Regions from separate parts of the Homo sapiens genome. Here region 1 is linked to region 2. Evidence: chromatin loops called from intact Hi-C (ENCODE). Cell type or tissue: B cell. All regions are shown on one strand. Links, peaks and the distances in the headings refer to the core of each region. The heading gives the core; the rest is flanking DNA. Region 1 has its middle 30 kb from the start of AGR3. Region 2 overlaps AGR2 (anterior gradient 2, protein disulphide isomerase family member).

The links. Hi-C counts contacts between places; a loop is a spot of excess contacts. Peaks named below come from ENCODE experiments on the same cell type or tissue, not always from the same donor. Only the 100,000 strongest peaks of a DNase experiment are listed, where the experiment ranks them.
Region 1: a loop joins it to region 2, with 7 times the contacts of the local background. A loop is called at or near these places in 8 of 110 quality-filtered maps.

The regions. Positions count from the first base shown.
Region 1 is chr7:16,846,967-16,857,714 of GRCh38, forward strand. It overlaps the pseudogene LOC100287613 and a transcript of AGR3 not described here. Among named protein-coding and RNA genes, the nearest start is that of AGR3, 30 kb to the right of the region's middle. In B cell, for the core only: no CTCF peak of the experiment used is centred there; DNase peaks (open chromatin) are centred at 4,415 and 5,045; H3K4me3 peaks cover 262 bases.
Region 2 is chr7:16,795,800-16,803,944 of GRCh38, forward strand. It overlaps AGR2 (anterior gradient 2, protein disulphide isomerase family member), which reads right to left. Exons shown (of 8, transcript NM_006408.4): 2 at 5,859-6,004; 3 at 5,521-5,584; 4 at 5,352-5,404; 5 at 3,945-4,018; 6 at 1,832-1,895. The coding sequence starts at 5,997. Among named protein-coding and RNA genes, the nearest start is that of AGR2, 5.1 kb to the right of the region's middle. In B cell, for the core only: a CTCF peak has its summit at 5,480 (motif pointing right); a DNase peak (open chromatin) is centred at 5,472.

The sequences.
Region 1 (10,748 bases), core at 2,986-7,985, 51 kb after region 2:
ATTACTCAGATTTCTTCATGAGTACATTCACACCTGGGGGAAAAAAATGACCCCTGTCATACTATGGAAAGAAACAACAGAAATTACTAGAGGAAGGAAAGTAGATAGGCTCCATTTTCTGGTTCCAGTTGGAAATTTAACTTGAATCTTTTTGTTAGAGCTAAAATATGCTTATACTGTACATTTTTAAGAGTTCTCTCAATGGGAGAAACATAGCAGTTCCTGAATATAACTCACTATGCTTGTGCCTTCCAAACATTTTCTTTCATTTTTCAGGGCAGGTTTGAAGCAGAAGAAAAAGGAAAGATAGGAGTCGCGGCTTATTCACTCACTTCCTATAATGTTCAAATGCTGAGGTGTCCTAAAACTTCTGATATTCTTTGGAAGCTAAGCTGAAGAATTTTTTTTTATTTATTCTGGTCCAGTGCAAATATTTGTCCATTGAGCAATATACGGCACATTAGAATCATAAATCCACCATCTGCTTAAAATGAGCCAACACCCACCTGTAAGGAGACGGTTACAGGCTGGTATTGTGTTCCTCTAGTGCTTAAGTGAAGGCCACTGACGCTGTGGGGCCCTGCTTTGTTTGAGCTGCCCTGTGCTAAGATTGCCTGATAAAATTCCAAAAGGGTGTGTACGTTTGCTGCAACCCACAAAGATTACTTTCAGGTTCCCTTGGAGAAATCTTTTCACAGTAATGGGGGCAGAAAGAGGCCAAAATGCCATCAGCTTTGGATATGTGGGTGCATTTGTGGATTCTCTGCTCTGATGTTCTAGTGCAAGGAATGAAATGAATGAATAGGTCATTTGGCATTCCGCGGTTATGTCAGCAGGCATGACTGCTGTCACATTAACTGAGCAAGAAAGGGATCTTCATCACCTTACTCCTAGCAAGTACTGAAAGCAGGGTAGAAAAAAAGACACTCTGCTCATAGTAGTTTATCTTTTACTTTTTATTGATTTATTTAATTTATTTTTTGAGATGGACCCTCACTTTGTCTCCCAGGCTGGAGTGCAGTGGCGTGATCTCGGCTCACTGCAACCTCTGCTCCCCCGGTCTCAAGCCATCCTCATGCTAGTTTATCTTTTAAATGACCGTAAGTCCCCATTTTAAACTGACAGACATTCGACTGATACTATACCTTAGAATTCTCCCTGAAATATTTGTTCTTGCCACTCAACAGGAAGCTTATAGAATCTGGAAAATGAATTTGTAGTGGGGGCTTGTTCTCTGAAGTAGCTATTATCGCTTTTAAAAGAAGCCCTCCTGGCTGGGCATGGTGGCTCATGCCTGTAATCCTAGCACTTTGGGAGGCAGGGGCGGGAGGATGACTTGAGCCCAGGAGTTTGAGACCAGCCTGGGCAACATAGCGAGACCCTGTCTTTACAAAAATATAAAAAATTGTCTAGGCATCGGGCTATGCACCTGTGGTCCCAGCTACTAGGGAGGCTGAGGTGGGAGGATGGCTTGAGCCTGAGAGGTCGAGGCTGCAGTGAACTGTGATTGTGCCACTGCACTACAGTCTGGGTGACAGTGAGACCTTGTCTCTAAAAAAAAAAAAAAAAAAAAAGGCTCTTTAGAGGACAAAAGTTTCAGATTCACCATAACACATCAAGCGTTCCCCTGAAGGGCTTGCCTCTGAGTTTATTCTTTGGGAAAACCCTAATACAAAATGAAGGCAAGAAATCCACTAGTTATCGTATTTTAGATTTTGAAAGTTGGTTGTCTAAGACTCCTGGGTGATTTAGACAAATTTCTACATGTTATTTGCCGAATCTAGGTATGAAAGCAAATCAAGCAAAACCTGTTCGTTTGAGGTATAGTGCTTTAGTCTGCAATTTTTTATTATTTTAGATTCAGGGGGTACATGTGCAGATTTGCTACATGGGTAACGTTGCATGATGCAGAGGTTTGGGCTTTTAATGATCCCATCATTCAAGTAGCAAACGTAGTACCCCATAGACAGTTTTTCAATCCTTGCCTCTCTTACCTTTTGGAGTCCTCAGCATCTATTGTTCCCATCTTTAAATCCATGTGTACCCAATATTTAGCTCCCACTTATAAGTGAGAACACGCAATATTTGGTTTTCTGTTTCTGTATAAATTTGCTCAGGATGACAGACTCTAGTTGCATCTATGTTGCTACAAAGGACATGATTTGTTCTTTTTTATGGTTGTGTAGTATTCTATGGTGTGTATGTACCACATTTTCTTTACTCAATCCACTGTTAATGAGCACCTGGATTGATTCCATGTCTTTGCTATTGTGAATAGTGCTGTGATGAACATATGAGTGCAGATGTCTTTTTGGTAGTAGATTTATTCTCCTATGGGTATATACCCAGTAATAGGATTTGCTGGGTCACAAGGTAATTCCATTTTTAGTTCTTTAAGAAATCTCCAAACTGCTTTCCACAGTAGCTGAAGTCATTTGCGTTCCCACCAACAGTGTATAAACTGTCCCTTTTTTCCAAAGCTTCAGCCACATCTGTTATTTTTTGACTTTTTAAAAATAGCCATTCTGACTGGTGTGAGATGGTATCTCATTGTGGTTATGACTTGCATCTCTCTTATGATTCGTGATATTGAATATTTTTTCATATTTTTGCTGGCCGCTTGTATGTCTTCTTTTGAGAAGTGTTTGTTCTGTTCATGTCCTTTGCCCACTTTGTAATGGAGTTTTTTTTTTTTCTTTCTGGTGTGATGGTTAATTCTGCAAAAGGCATTTTATTTAACAGGCAGCATGGACTTCATACACATACATTATCAGTGCCTTGAAAACCAAAGAATTTTAAAAGTTAGCAGTAGCTTCTAGTTTCTGCATGTACAAAAAAATACATATTTATTTATTTATTTATTTATTTATTTGAGACAGAGTCTTGCTCTGCAGCCCGGGCTGGAATGCAGCGGTGTGATCTCGGCTCACAGCAAACCCCGCCTCCCGGGTTCAAGCGATTCTCGTTCCTCAGCCTCCTGAGTAGCTGGGACTACAGGTCACTGTAGGCCCTGAGTCTGGGCTGGCCACATCCTCCACAGGCCAAGAGCTGGTCTGTGAAGAAGGGTGCTTGTTGGTTGAAAAGGGTGGTAGAGTCCTTTGGTTCTGGTGTTAGCAGTGCAGTGTCTCGAAGGTGGCTCATTTTAATTCCATATAGATCTTCATGCCCCGTGAGTAGGCATGAAGCCTCTTCTTTGCCAGAATTGACCCATAACTTGTAACCTCTCTCAGGGCCAGCTATCCTTAGCATTGGTAATGATATGTTGATATCTTCATTTTCTGTATGTGAATCCATTACTGTTATAGTTTTAGAATAGGCATAATTCTCAATGTCCTTGGTGGAGATTTTGAGGGAAATGCCCTTTGGGTCGTCCTTCTCTTTCTCTAGATTGATGTATCTCTGAAGGAGAGAGAGCTATTTGTCCTTCTGATCTGGAGAACTGAAAGTGGCCACAAAGTTCACTGTGAGTCAGCCCAGAGCCAAGGATTTCATGGAATTGGTGTTGCCTTCTGCCACTTCATCCAGACAGCTTGCTGTCCATATACCAGTTAATCTAATTTTATTTTGTATCTTACAGTTATGTTGTATTTGAGTTTGGCCACACCTAACAGATCATTGAATAGGAAAAGCTGCTCCTCCTGTCTGTGCAGGCCTCTTCCGAGTTCTACCTGGCTGTCAATCCGCAGAGTCCTATTGGAGCACACAAATGATGACAGAATTGCACATGTGTGATGCTAGTGGAAGGACTTTCCCTGGGTTAAAGTTTTTGCAGGACTTTATCTGGGCTAAAAGCTGTGGCACTTCTCCTTTCTGTTAGTGTTTTCTTCTTCCAGGGCTAAGCGCACAGTCAGGCATTGCTGGCCCTGACGACTTCGGAGCTGATCCTGCTGAAGGGCCGCACTCACCTAGGCCACTGCGGGGGATCCAGGGGCACGCTGAGGGGTCGGGGAACGGGGATCCCTCCCCTCCAGCCTGGTGCCCCCACTGAGGGAGGAGTCGGGGTGCTGATGAGGCGGGAGGCAGCTGGAGATGGGAGGGAGGCTGCCGGGTCTGCTCAGAGAGAGAATAAGGCCCTAGATATGGAGAACGAGGAAGCGGCGTGGGGGGCTGGGGGGTTTCGGGGGAGGTGGCAGCAGGGCTGGCCCTGAGGGGCGGGAAAGGTCCTCAGATGACCCTTGCGGGCGCGCACCTCCAACGTCAAATCCCAGTGGCTTCAGCCTCGCGCCCTGAGTGGGGTCTGCGGCTGCGGAGGGCACGGGCTCCACTCAAGCGTCCTCACCGGCTTCCGCGGCTCTCCCCACAGAGCCTCCTGCTGGGGCACATCTTAAAGCAAATCCCAGCCCCGAAGGAACCTAGGCGGTCGGGTCTGTGGTGGCAGAAGGCGCGGCTGCCGTGCTCAGGTGGGCACAGCTCCCCATGTGGGCAGCTGCCTCCTGCAGGGGCCTGTGTGTCGCCGTGCCCTGCATGGCGGGGTAGAAGCGGTTACAGCGGCGACCGCCCTTTGTTTTTTTCTTGTTGATTTGCTTAAGTTCCTTGTAGATCGTGTATCTCAGTCCTTTGTTGGACACATAGTGCACAAATATTTTCTCCCATTCTGTAGGTTGTTTTCAAATCTGTTGATAATTTCTTTTGTTTTGCAGAGATCTTTAAGTCTCATTTTTAATTTTATCGTATTTGCTTTTGGGGTCTTTATCATAAATTCTTACGATTTTTTTTTTTTTTTTTTTTTGCTAGCAGAGTTCTGTCATTAGGATTAGTAAGATTCTTAAGTGTTCCATACAGGTAATAAAATCAGAAGAGTATGACCTCAATATGGTACAATATCCAGGTTTTGGTAGATAGAAGTGATTTTAGAGCGTACTAGTCCGTTTTCACACTGCTATAAAGAACTACCTGAGACTGGGTAATTTATGAAGAAAAGAAGTTTAATTGACTCACAGTTCCACAGGCTTATCAGGAAGCATGACTGGGAGGCCTCAGGAAACTGACAATCATGCCAGAAGGCAAAGGGGAAGCAGGCACCTTTTTTTCACATGGTGGCACAGTGAGTGAAAGGGGAAGTGGCACACACTTTTAAACCATCAGATCTGGTGAGAGCTCACTATCTGGAGAACAGCATGGGGGAAATCTGAGCCCCCATAATCCAATAACCTCCTACAAGGCTCCTCCTTCAACAAGTGGGGATTACAATTCCACATGAGATTTGGGTGGGACACAGAGCCAAACTGTATCATAGAGGTACTTGAACGCCTCACATACTCTCTTTCATCACTTACTGTTGGGGCCTGGAACTTCTGAAGTTTTGATTTCCTCAGCTTTCCACTGTTAAATATGGAAATACAGGTGGGAATACTGTTAATTGCAAATACCTTACAGAAGATATTTGCTACTTTAATCATGAATGATTTCTAAGGGGAATCTAGACAAAGGGCAGATAAGGTTTTGAAAGATATTGGGGCGGTGGGGGGTGGTGGGCAGGAGGCTTGAGGAAAAGCAAAAGAGACTGAGGAGAGCAAAAGATCCCAAAGTAAGAGTTTACCTAGAGCAAGTGTGGAGGGGAGGGAGTTGAGTAGTGAGTGATGTTAAGAGGGCAAGGAATGACTAGGGAAGAGGTCTGAAAGAAAGTTAAGAGTGCCACCAAAGATCACCTGTCTTCTTAAAAATTTTTTTATGGGTAACATTGCATAGCATTATAGAGTAAGAACACTGGGGCATTTAGATCAGGGATTTTTAAATGAGGGTGCATGTGTACGTGATATTAAAACAATACTACCTTGTCCCTCCCCTCCTGGCCCCCAAGTCTCTCAGTTTGAACATCACAGCTACACTGATCCACCAAAAACTGACAGAACCTTGCCCTTTGGTTTGTTGGGCAGCAGAGTGGAAACTCGGGGCTGGGGAAAGAAGGATTGCCTACGATTTTGCTATAAAACATAATTAAAATCGATGTTAACTGCCTTTCTTTAATAAAGGATATACTCTAAGGGTTTTCAGTCATTGTGAGAGATAGGACTAGCTGGATTTCCTAGGCCGACTAAGAATTCCTAAACCTAGCTGGGGAAGGTGACTGCACCCACCTTTAATCACAGGGCTTGTAACTCAGCTCACATCTGACCAATCAGGTAGTAAAAAGAAAGCTCATTAAAATACCAATTAGGCTAAAAGCAGGAGGTAAAGAAATAATCAAATCATCTATCACCTGAGAGCACAGGGGGAGGGACAGTGATCAGGATATAAACCCAGACATTCGATCAGGGAGTGGCAACCCCCTTTGGGTCCCCTCCCATTGTATGGGAGCTCTGTTTTCACTCTATTAAATCTTGCAACTGCACACTCTTCTGGTCAGTGTTTGTTCCGGCTCGAACTGAGCTTTCACTCAGAGTCCACCACTGTTGAACGCCGCTGCCCCAGACCTGCCATTGACTTTCACCTCTCCAGATCCAGCAGGGTGTCCGCTGCGCTTCTGCTCCAGCAAGGCACCCATTGCCACTTCTGATCCGGCTAGAGGTTCGCCATTGTCCTGAGTAGCTAAGTGCCTGGGTTCGTCCTAATTGAGCTGAACACTGGTCACTGGGTTCCATGGTTCTCTTCCGTGACCCATGGCTTCTAATAGAGCTATAACACTCACTGCAGGGGCCAAGGTTCTATTCCTTGGAATCCATGAGGCCAAGAACCCCAGATCAAAGAACAAAAGGCTTGCCGCCATCTTGGGAGCAGCCCACCCCATCTTGGGAGCTCTAAGAACAAAGACCCGTTGGTAACAATTGTACAGTGTCAATTTTGATTGTCTTCTAGTTTTCACAGTATGTAAAATAAAGCAGAATAGTATTAACTCAGGAGCCAGACTTGCTGGGTTTGAGCCCTGGCTCCACTCATTAGCTGTGCAACCTTTTTACCAAGTTATTGAAAATCTTCAGTCCATAGCTAACTCCTTAGTAAAGTGAGTATAACAATATTTCACATTGATAGTAAGATATTAATCAGATAATCCATGCAAAGACCTCAGCACAGTGACTGGACAATAGAAAAGGTTCAATATATGTTGGCTTTAATAAAAACAAAAATACCAAATATAGTAATTAGCTCTTTGTTTTTTGAGATGGAGTTTTGCTCTGTTGCCCAGGCTGGAGTGCAGTATGGTGATCTCAGCACTCTGCAAGCTCTGCCTCTCGTTCAAACGATTCTCATGCCTCAGCCTCCCAAGTAGCTGGGACTACAGGTGCATGCCACCACGACTGGCTAATTTTTTTTTGTATTTTTAGTAGAGATGGGGTTTTGCCATGTTGGCCAGGCTAGTCTCAAACTCCTGACGTCAAGTAATCCACCCGCCTCAGCCTCCCAAAGTGGTGGGATTACAGGCGTGGGCCACCACGGCTGATGGTAATGAGCTCTTTCTCTGAGAATGACTGTTGCTTTTGGATTAAAACTACAGCATTGACTTTAGGTATTTCTTAGACTTGATTAACTTAATAAAACTCTTTGGTACAGAAATAATACTTAATAGGGCAGAAGTTTGTTTGGAGGATAGAACAAAAACCTGACAAACTTATTGTGAGAAATGATTCTTCCATTCTAGCATAGCTCCTTTTGAAGTGTGTGATAGGAAGTTTTGGTGTTTCCCCACCCATCATGGAAATCATGTAAATTGGAGAGGCAAGGAAAAAGCATCTGTATTGGTTTGCTAGAGCTGTCATAAAAAGCACCACACATTGAGTGGCTTAAACAGTCAATTTATTGTCTCACAGATCTGGAGGGTAGAGATCTGAGATCAAGGTGTTGGCAGGGTTGGTTCCTTCCGAGGGCTGTGAAGGAGAATCTTTTCCGTGCCTGTCATCCAGTGTGTTTGCTGACAACCTTGAGCATTCCTTGGCTTCTGCTGCACGATCACACTCTGCTTCCTGCTCACATGGCATTCCTTCTGTATGCATGTCTCTGTATCCAAATTTCTTCTTTATATAAGGAACCCAGTCATATTGGGTTAGGGGCCCATTCTACTCCAGTATGACCTCATCTAATAACATTTTCCTTTAGAAAATTTAATTGACACATAATAATCATACATGTCTATGGGGTACATAATGTTATGACACATATAATGTATAGTGATTAGATCAGGGTAATTCACATATCGATCATCCCAAACATTTATCATTCCTTGTATTGGGAACGTTCAATATCTTCTAGCTATTTGAAACTGTATATTGTTGGTTACTATAGTCATCCTACAGTACTATAGGACACTAAAACTTATTCCCATTTTTAATGACCTTATTTCCAAATAGGAAATACCTCCATTCTGAGATACTGAGGGATAGGACTTCAACCTATAATTTTTTTTTGTGAAAGGGACACAATTCAACCTGTTACTGTATCCTATCCTGGAAAGTAACTATGATATACTTCTAGAAGTTTCAGTAATCACTAAACTTCTAGAATTCATTCCAGAAAAGTGAATTCATTCCAGAAAAGATGTTCAGAAACTGAATCACTGCTAATACCAGGGGAGCCAAGTGTTTAATGGCCTCCTATTGTGGGTGCTCTCCACAATTCTGTCGCCCTCCTAACACTCACACAACTTATTTTGTCAGATTGTGTGTGGGCATGGGTGTGTGAAAGAGAAGGGGGCTGGGGACAGGGACTTTCTGCTCCCAAGGACTTTCCATTTAGCGAAAAAGGCAGATGTTGCGCAAAAAACAAATTTTAAAAGAAGAAAAGAATGCTTATCTTTCTTTACTCAGTAAGGAGGTTCATGAATATACATATTGCATATAATTGCTTTTTAAGAAGTACTACTTGTAAACTCAAGTAATCTATATGTGTGTATGAAATCAATGGGTTTAAAAAGTACGCTTCCCTGAGGCTTGGCCTACTCTTATTAACTCTAATCTAAAAGTCTGAAAGATCCTACCAAGAAAACTTTGTATACTTATGTATTGTAAGATTATACCAATGAACAATAATTTCTTCATCCCCTATAATATACCTGATTTTCTATTTTATCATGTTGTTTTCCATGATGGTAAAATACATTCTCCTTTCATTCAGGATTCATGGGTACTGCATCTTGTGTAAAGCCTGATGGTTCTACTAGAAGGTTGAGCTGTTTCTCTACTGATTTCACATTATTTTATTAGGTTATTTAGTAAGGAGTTATTTCCCACCAGTGATATATCGTACCACTAGACTGTGAATTTCTTTTATCCAGTCTATCTTTGGATCCACAATATCAAAGTTAGTATCTGGCAGAGTGAAAATTAATCATTGAATAATTGGGAAAGATTAAATGCTAGAAAATAATTTAGGTTTTATTTTGATCTCAGAAATTGAGAGCTTGATCTGAATAGAAATGTTGCTATTTTAGGAAAACAAATGGGAAGGAGGACAAGGAAGAGGTGAAGGATCTAGTGCAGTAATTCTAAACTAGTATTGACAATATTAGCAAATAAAAATACAGGTCACCCAGTTTACTTTAAAATATCACATAAATAACCAATACATTTTAGTGTGTTTCAAATATTAAACAGGATATGCTTATATTTTGAAAATGTTGTTTATCCCTTATTTAAATTTAACTGGATGTCCTGTACTTTATGTGGCAACGCTGGACTTTATCTAATTAATCCCTTTTGAATGTACAACTTTTTTGACTGTTATCTCTTTGAAATGCAAATGAAAACTCTGAAAGCCTGCATTAAAATGCTTTGCACATAGAATTGTGCATACTATTTCAGGTAGTTGATGTTGGTAACTTTTTTAAAATGTTGGCTGTGTTAGGGAAGGAATAATTTCTTAGAGGTTATAAGGGTAAAAACAAATGGAAGTAAAATTATACACATACACACACACATACACACACACACACCTATATGTATACACACACACACACACACACATTCACTAAGCATAGTCCTACATTTCCAAAGTAGGGGTAACCTAAGAAGGAATGGAATCCAAACAATTAATTTTATGAGAAGATGTGCGGTAGAAATATCAACTACAATATAGAAAGGTTTTTTTTTTTTTTTTAAACACGTTGTGGTCTCACTATGTTGCCCAAGCCAGAGTACAGTGGCTATTCATAGACTTGATCATAGCTCATTGCAGCCACAAACCCTTGGGCTAAAGTAATCCTCCTGCCTCAGCTTCCCCAGTAGCACATGCCACTGCACCCAGCGAGGATTATAGAGTTTGTTAAAGTGGGTAGAGAAGGAAAACTAAATTGGTTACAAGATTACAGTGACTAAAACTGATTATGGAATATTTATATGTAAAATATGTGCATATTAAATGTTGGCATACATATAATTATATGCATAATAAAATTATATGTATAACAACATAGAAATATATGCATATTAAAATATAAAGGTATATACATTTTCATTACAAAGAACAATTTATCATTTAGTAACATTTTTATGCTAACTGAAGAAAGATAAGTGAATGTTCAATGTTATTTATTAATTCTTAAAAAAACTAAATTGTCAGCTGATCTCTTTTATAGTCCACTGCAAATAACTGCTAACATGTTGTTCCTCTGAACTATTTATGCAACCATGGAATCAGCTATATTTCTTTAGTCTTCATATGTTAAACTATTAAATCAGAGAATGCCAGTGCATTCTGATCTCTTAGCATTCATTAAAATAAAAGCTCTAGACTTTTATCTAAAAAATCAAAATAGGCTGTAATATAAAAATTAAAATAGGATATTTAATATTCTTTTGTAAATAAATAGGATACATGGG
Region 2 (8,145 bases), core at 3,146-8,145:
ATGTGAGAACCATCTGCATGTTTGCAAAGTCTGTCGCTGGTACTGGAGTGGGCAATCTGTCATTTCAGAATGTTGGACTAAGGCCAGACACATAAATTACAAGAAGCAGATGTACATTTATTCACCAGATTTAAGACCAACTATACTTCTGTTTGGTGCAGAGGATACAAAGACACGGTCTAATCTTTGTAAGAAATTAACCTAAGAAGGGCTTTTTAAATACCCAACTAGCAGCTCACCTGGCTGCACATTGGAATCATCTGGAGAGCTGTAAACACTATGGATGCCTGCCTCCCACCCCCAGAGATTCTGATTTAATTGGTTTGAGGTGTGGCCTGGGCAACTTGATCTTTAAAATCCTCCAGGTGATTCAAACATGTAGTCAGGGTGGCTACTACGGAGCTAGAAGAGCAAGCTGCCTTGGAGCTGGTTCTTAGGACTGAAGGAATTGAATGTGGGTTAAAATGCCCTTCCACAGGGATGCTGTACAAAGAATTCCTGTACAAGGTATGAACAGACATCTATAAATTCCCTTTTAATGTTAGGATTCCAAATGTCCTAAATTCTGACAAAACTAAACCTATAAAATTAGTGCTTTAGTTCAGCCTTCTTCCTTTTTTTCTATTTCTTGTTTTTCTTTTCCCTGCTTTGTACATTCAGTGTAAACTTTTAATGAATTACACAGGTGAATCATATGATTAGCATGAATTGTTGTAAGTGATGGATTTCATTATGGATTGTCCTTAAATCAGTATGACTTTGAACAAAGCCAAACTCAGTACATTCATTCAATAATTAAACACATATTGATGGAGAGCCTACTGCAGGGTCACGTTGGGAATATCATGGTGAGCAGAAATAGGTACAGTCCCTGCCATAGGGGCTTATAGTCCAATGTGGGAAATATTTATTACATAACCACCCCCAAACTGCAAAATTATACCTGAGGAAAGTATGACTACAAGAGCACATAGTAGGGATTTGACTCGGTCAATGAATAATGATGATTGGGGAGTTAATGATGTGAAATTGGGGGACAGAGAAGGAAGTGGGGAAAGCATATGAAAAGTACCAGTGGCAGGAAGGAGCATGTGGCTCCTTTCATTTCTTTTTCCCACCTCATATTCCTTTTTTTTTTTTGAGACAGAATCTCGCTCTGTTGCCCAGGCTGGAGTGCAGTGGTGCCATCTCGGCTCACTGCAACCTCTGCCTCTTGGGTTCAAGCAATTCTTGTGCCTCAGCCTCCCAGGTAGCTGGGATTACAGGCTCCTGCAACCACGCCTGGCTAATTTTTTTTTTGTATTTTTTAGTAGAGATGGGGTTTCACCTTGTTGGCCAGGCTGGTTTGGAGCTCCTGACCTCAAGTGATCTGCCGGCCTTGGCCTCCCAAAGTGCTAGGATTACAGGCGTGAGCCACCCAGCCTTATTCCTAACTTTCTTAAAAATAATGATAAAAAATGTCAGAAAAATCTAACACACAAAGTGAAAGTTTGCTGGATTAAAAAATAAATATTTGCAGGCCTCTCGTATTCAGGAAATTTATCAATATGTTTAAATAGTGAATAGGGTGCTTTGTTCTCAGAAGTATTATAGCAGAAGATGAAAAGTTACAATTAGCATGTGAGAAAAGAAAGTGTTGTGTGGAAATAGGTAAAAGCTCACATTTTCTAAAGAAAATATGTTGCGGAACTTAAAGGAATGTCATGCTCCTTGCTAGAGCTTAGTGATGACATTGGCCATGGCAACGTGGCAAGGGACAGTGGGGAGGAGAGAAGGAGGATGGCAGCACTAGTATGTGTTTCCGAGTTATCTCACTGTCACTTCCGCTTACCAACAAACATAATCCTGGGGACATACTGGCCATCAGGAGAAAGGTGTTTGTCAGTTGTTTCATACTAAAATAAAAAGAAAAGCATCTTTTAGTTTACTTTGACTTTTCAGTCGTTTTCAAACTTGTTAATACAAGAATCTGTCCATTTCCGGCCAGGCATCTCAAGATATCATAACTCTTCCACACAGAGTTTATTGTACAGATGAGGAGACAAGTTACAAGCATGAAATAATAAATAAGATAGAGCAGAACATGAGATAAAGTGCTGAATGGATGTGATAAAGAGCAAAAAAATTAAGGGAGAATTTGGAAGGAGTTACTGTGTTTGGGGAAGACATCTGGGATGAAATAAGAGGCTATTAAGGAAAAAAGCAGATGTCATTTCTAGAGAAATTACGGAGACAAGTACGGGATTTTCTTGAGTATTCATTTATCCATTTATCAATTTTTATTTAGAACTGTATTTAGCAAGGCATGGTGCTTATCTTTAATGAATGCACACTCTATTGAGAGATACAGGTAGGAAAATGAATATTGAGGATGCAGTGGGTGAAATGTTACGGTGTAGGATATGCAGGTTTGGTGATTGCCTTGAGCAAGACATTTAGCCCAGAATGCAGATTCCACCCCGACTAGGACTTTCTGAAGTGGATAAGGAGGAATCTTTACAAATGAACAGGAGTCAGTTAGGTGGAAAAGAAAGACACTTCATGCAGGGGGAAGAGTATGGAGAGGACAGGTGGAGCATTTTCTCCTATGGCCAAGTGCTGGGGAAGGACTGAGTTGGGGGGATGCACGAGGGCAGTGGCGAAAGAAGGTGCTAGAGCTGCTTCAGGGGCCGGCTTAGGAATGACTTTGCACACCATGCCATAGTGTTTTCCTTTGTTCAGAAATAGTTAAGAACCACTGGAGGGATGTTAGAAGAGGCACTGTGACCCCAGTTTGGTCTGTAAAGCAACTTCTCTGACAGCCATGTGGGATTAGACAGAGTTTATCTTGTAGACCAGGAGCCATTTAGCAGTATTACAGTAAGCTAGGGAAAGTGAAAGAGGCTTACTAAAATAGTGGTCCTGAGTTTATAGAGAAGTGACTAGTAGCAGGAATACTTGGAATTTAGAAGCACAGGGCTTATTGCATGCTGTAGGTAAGTAGGAGAGTCCAATCTAGCACAGTACCACTTTCAGTAAAATAGGGAATAGAGAAAGAAGAGCTATTGGAAAAGCGCAAACCAAGATGATTAATGTGCAGTGAGGAACATACTGAGTTTAAGCTGATTATGAGATATCTGGAATATGGTTGGATAGACAATTTGGAAGTTGTTTCATGTTTGGGTAAGATGTAGGAATTATTAGTGTGTCGGAATTGATTAAAGGCAGTTGTAGATGGAGTTGTTCACTGAATACAAAATATGGAAAGAGAAAAGGGTCAAGTAGAGATTCATCATGTCACTCACATTAAGGAGTAGGAAGAGGAAGAGGAAGAGCCCATGGAAGAGAGGCAAGGAAGAACTACTGGTGCGAAGTGGTCTTTAAGGAAGCCAACCTGTGAAGAGGAAGGGCCGGAGGGCTCAAAAGGACATATGATTAGGTAGAGTCATTTTTTTGTTGGCTTGCTTTTAGAAGGAAAATGAAACATTTGTATACAGTAAAAAGAACTTGCCGAGACAGAAAGCTTGAGCACCGTGAGGGGTGGTAGTGGTGAAGTAAGGTGGGAATGCATGAAGCTAAAGCACAAGAGGCATGATTAGAGTTGGAAAGCCAGAGAGCTGTCTCTTCCCAAGAGATGACCAGGATTAAGAATGGGTGTAGAGAAGCCAGGACTATAGAGGGACAGGCACAGCAAGTAACAAAAACCTTCCAGCAACAGAAAAAATTCTGACTACGGGAGATAATTTTTCAGACAAACTAAGATGATTAATTACTAAATAAAAACAGACACACCAAATGGATTATTAATACAACGAAATATCTTTTTTCTCTCTAATTTATGAGATGGGATATTTGGAAGCAATCCCAGTTAATGCAGTATAACTAAGATGTATAGGAAAAATGAATCATCCATTTCAAGTAATGAGCCATAGAGAAATGTTAGTAATGATGAAAAGGAAACTTACAACCAGATTGAGGAGGACAAACTGCTCTGCCAATTTCTGGATTTCTTTATTTTCAGCAAACACTTTCTTTAAAGCTATAATATAAAGAAAAATCATTAAGCATCCATCTTAGCATTGGTTAAAAGCTTTGTTCAATTTTCAGTTAAATTGCATTTTATTTACTTATTGAATTGCATTTTAAATACAGTATTCTACTTTGGCCTTTTAGCAAATGATTAGTGAAGTAATATCTATGGCATTGACTACCTCTGCTTTCTATTCACTCATTCATCCATTCATTCATCAATTCATTTTTTTCTCCAGCTCATATTTATTGAATGGCTGCCATGTGTTACGCACTGTGTTCTGTACTAGGGATGGTGCAGTGAACAAAAAAAAGCATGTGTTTTTTCACAGAGCTCACATACTTGTGTGGGAGACAAACCATAAACAAAGAAATAAGTAGATGATACTTTCAGGTAGAGATATGTACTTTGAAGAAAAATAAAGCAAAGCAAAGGGTTTAAAAACTGTGAGTGGTCAGGGCAGATCTTCCTGAGGAGCTAACGTTGAAGTGAGGGAGTGGTCCATTTTGGGGTAGGCCACTGTGGGCAGGGGGAACTGCAAAAGCACTAGCTGTGAGGTGGGAATGAGCTCACCTGTGGGAGGAACAGCACGAAGGCCAGGCTGGAGAGAGTGAAGAAAGCAAGAGGAGAGTGGTAGGAAGGGAGAGATAGCCATTGGCCTGATCATGTCAGCCTCATAGGTTGTGATCAGAAATTTGGATTTAGTTCTGTGATAAGAAGCCACTTGAGCACGTGAGTGATGGAATCTGATTTATGTCTACCAGCCTCACTCTGGCTTCTGTGTGGACTGGCTGTAGGGTGGCCAGTTAGGTGACTGTTATGGTAGTCTAGACAAGATCTGATCTGGGCTTGGACCAGGGCAGTAGCATGGAGGCAATAGGAAGTGGTTGGATTTGGGCCCAGTGCAAAATGAAAGGGTAGAGCCCCTTGTTGAAGAATTACTAAGACTTTTAAGACAATGATAGCCAAGTTTAAACCAAGTTTGGGAACCTTCTAAGCTTGGGGCCCTGTGAGATGGCACAGGCTTCATGCCTGTGAAGCTGGTGCTGGTTTAAGGATATATTTTGAAGATAAAGCCAGTATTTGCTGGTGTATTGAATGTGGACTGTAAGAGAAATCAAGAAGTTGAAGATGAATCCTAAAACTAGTTTTTCAAAATATGTACCAATGGTTATCACAAAATGTGGAGATATTTGAAGTCACTTTTAAATATGTTTTTACTATATAAAATATTCTTTCTTTAATGCAACTGTGGTTCTAAAGATACAAACATGAGTGATCTGAACCCTGGCCCTAAGGCTAAAAGCCTATAAAGGAAATCATACTTAGAAGAATAAATTACCTTGACTGTGTGGGCACTCATCCAAGTGATGAATAATCATCAAGGGTTTGTTGCTTTAAAAGACAGAGATTAGACAAATTTTAATGAGTAAGATTTCACATATATCTAGATGTCACTAGGTGGTGCTCTTGAGAGCTTTGAGGGAGCTCTGAGTAATCCTGATCTTTACCTTGTCTTGGATTTATATAGAGCTTCTTCATATGTCTGAGTCCAGATGAGTTGGTCACCCCAACCTAGAATGAAATGAATCAGTATATTTGAAGCTTGTATAAATTCAGACCCAAAGCTGTTGAAAAGCAATGGTAAAGACTGGGATAATAGACCCTATACTAAAGAAGAAGAAAAACCCCTGGAGAAAGTAGAAATAATTATAAACAGTGATAAGTCTAGAAGGAACACAACCAAAAATAACCTGGCACCAGGTTAGAACCAGGTTTAAGCACCAAGAGAGAGGAAATCTTTTCCAATTAAGTAGCAGTTGGAAGCCAACAAGAAGCTGACTCCTACCTCTGGAGAGGGTCTGGGGCAGTTTGGGTCGAGAGTCCTTTGTGTCCTTTTTGGCTCCAGGTTTGACTGTGGTATCTCTGGCCAGAGTGTAGGAGAGGGCCACAAGGAGCAAGAATGCTGACACTGGAATTTTCTCCATGGCAACTCTAGTATGGAAAACCAACCAAAATCAGTAAACAAAATTGAACTAGCAGTCTTCAGGGTCTGCAGGTTGCCCCACAACGGTGGAATATACCAGAAACTGAGGCTCTGCTGAGACTGGACATACGAGATTGGCGTAAATAGCTCTGTTCCATGGGATTTTCCTAAGAATACAGGTGGTCTTTGACTTACAATTGAGTAATGTTCCAATAAACCCATTGTAAACTGAAAATATTGCAAGTCAAAATGCATCCAGAGTAGTCTCTCCTTTCCCAGGGTTTTACTTTCTGCGGTTTCAGCTAACCACGGTCAACCGCGTCCAAAATAAGTGAGCACAGTGCAATAAGATATTTTGAGAGAGAGACCAAATTCACCTAACTTTTATTATAAGATACTGTTGTAATTGTTCTGTTTTATTATTAGCTCTTATTAATCTCTTATTGTGCTTAATTTATAATTTCAACTTTATCATAGATATGTATGCATAGGAAAAAACATAGCATATGTAGTGTTTGGTACTAATGTGCGGTTTCAGGCATCCACTGAGGGTCATGGACCATAACCCCCACAGATAATGGGGGAACTACCGTAATACACCTAACCCACTGAACACCACAGCTGAACCTACCGTAAATGTGCTCAGAACACTCACATTAGCCTAAAGTTGGGAAAAGCCATCCAACACAAAGCCCATTTTATAGTAAAGTGTTAAATATCTCAAGTAATTTTTATGAATACTCTATTGGAAGTAAAAACCAGAATGGTTATATGGATACTTGAAATACAGTTTCTACTGAATGTGTATTGCTTTTGCACCATCATAAAGTCAAAAAATTAAGTCAAACTTCTGTAAGTTGGGACTGTTTGTATATAGTATGGATAGCTGTCTATTGATCCACATAGATAAAGACAAAAAGATATAGATCTCTATAGATATAGAGTTATCTATATAGATATATATATCTATATAGAAATAGATAAATAGAGATATATTTTGAGAAAATAGATATACATACTCTAGTAGCTAAGAAAATTTACATTTACTTTTTTTGGAGACAAGGGCTCACTGTGTTGCCCAGGCTGGAGTACAGTGGCACAATCGTGGCTCACTGCAACCTCCACCTCCTGGGTTCAAGTGATCCTCCCTCCTCAGCCTCCCAAGGAGCTGGGGCTACAGGCACGTGCCAGCATACTTGGCTATGCTTTTGTATTTTTTAGTAGAGATGGAGTTTTGTCATGCTGCCCAGGCTGGTCTCAAACTCCTGACCTCAAGTGATCCTCCTGCCTTGGCCTCCGAAAGTGCTGGGATTACAGGAGTGAGCCACCACGCCTAGCTGATATCTTAGTTAAATTACTTTTTCTTTCTGGTATGCCACAGTTGATTCCCAGGAAAAACTAAAGCCTATGAAAAGGAAAGTACATGGCAAGATAAGTTTTGTGAGTGAGGAGGGAGGGAGGGAGCAAAGTGAGTTGCTCTAGCAAGTCACTAAGGTTGTCCACGGGGCCGTAACATGGAAGGCTGGAGATTTGGGATTCTGATAAAACCAAACACTAAAAGTGCTAAAAAGGAAATATGAAACCCCGGCACCTAACTCTAGTATTGGTGAATGGTTTTGAATGAAGTCAAATAAACTCTGCAAGGAATTACTATTGTTAAGCAGGAAGTTTTTCATAATCTAATATCTTGAGTGGAAACCTTTGCTAAGCATTAGCTGATTTTTTTTTAAGTGTTGCTAAGCTACCAGATCGAAATGATGTTTTGTATTTAACTGACCAATGATTAACTAATCCATAGTATGTAAGCACAAAATGTCTTACTCAGAAAAGATGTAAGCAAAAATCAGGGATATACTTTGTTCATTTTCTATACCTACAAAGATGTGGAAATGCCAATAACTTTTGTCTTCTAGAGTTTTGCAAAAACAACCTAAGTGTTCACTGTAAGTCAACAATTCTCAGCCCTCTTTGTATAAAGACTTCTTTGTAATGTTAAAAAAATCAAGAACTTTTACATGAGAATAATTATACATTTGGAATACTGGCTGGTTCAGAAACATATGGCAAATAATTTCTTTGAATCTATCAACAAACATTTGATTTTATCTTTTATTTATAACAGCATCTATATATATTCTAAAAAATAGTA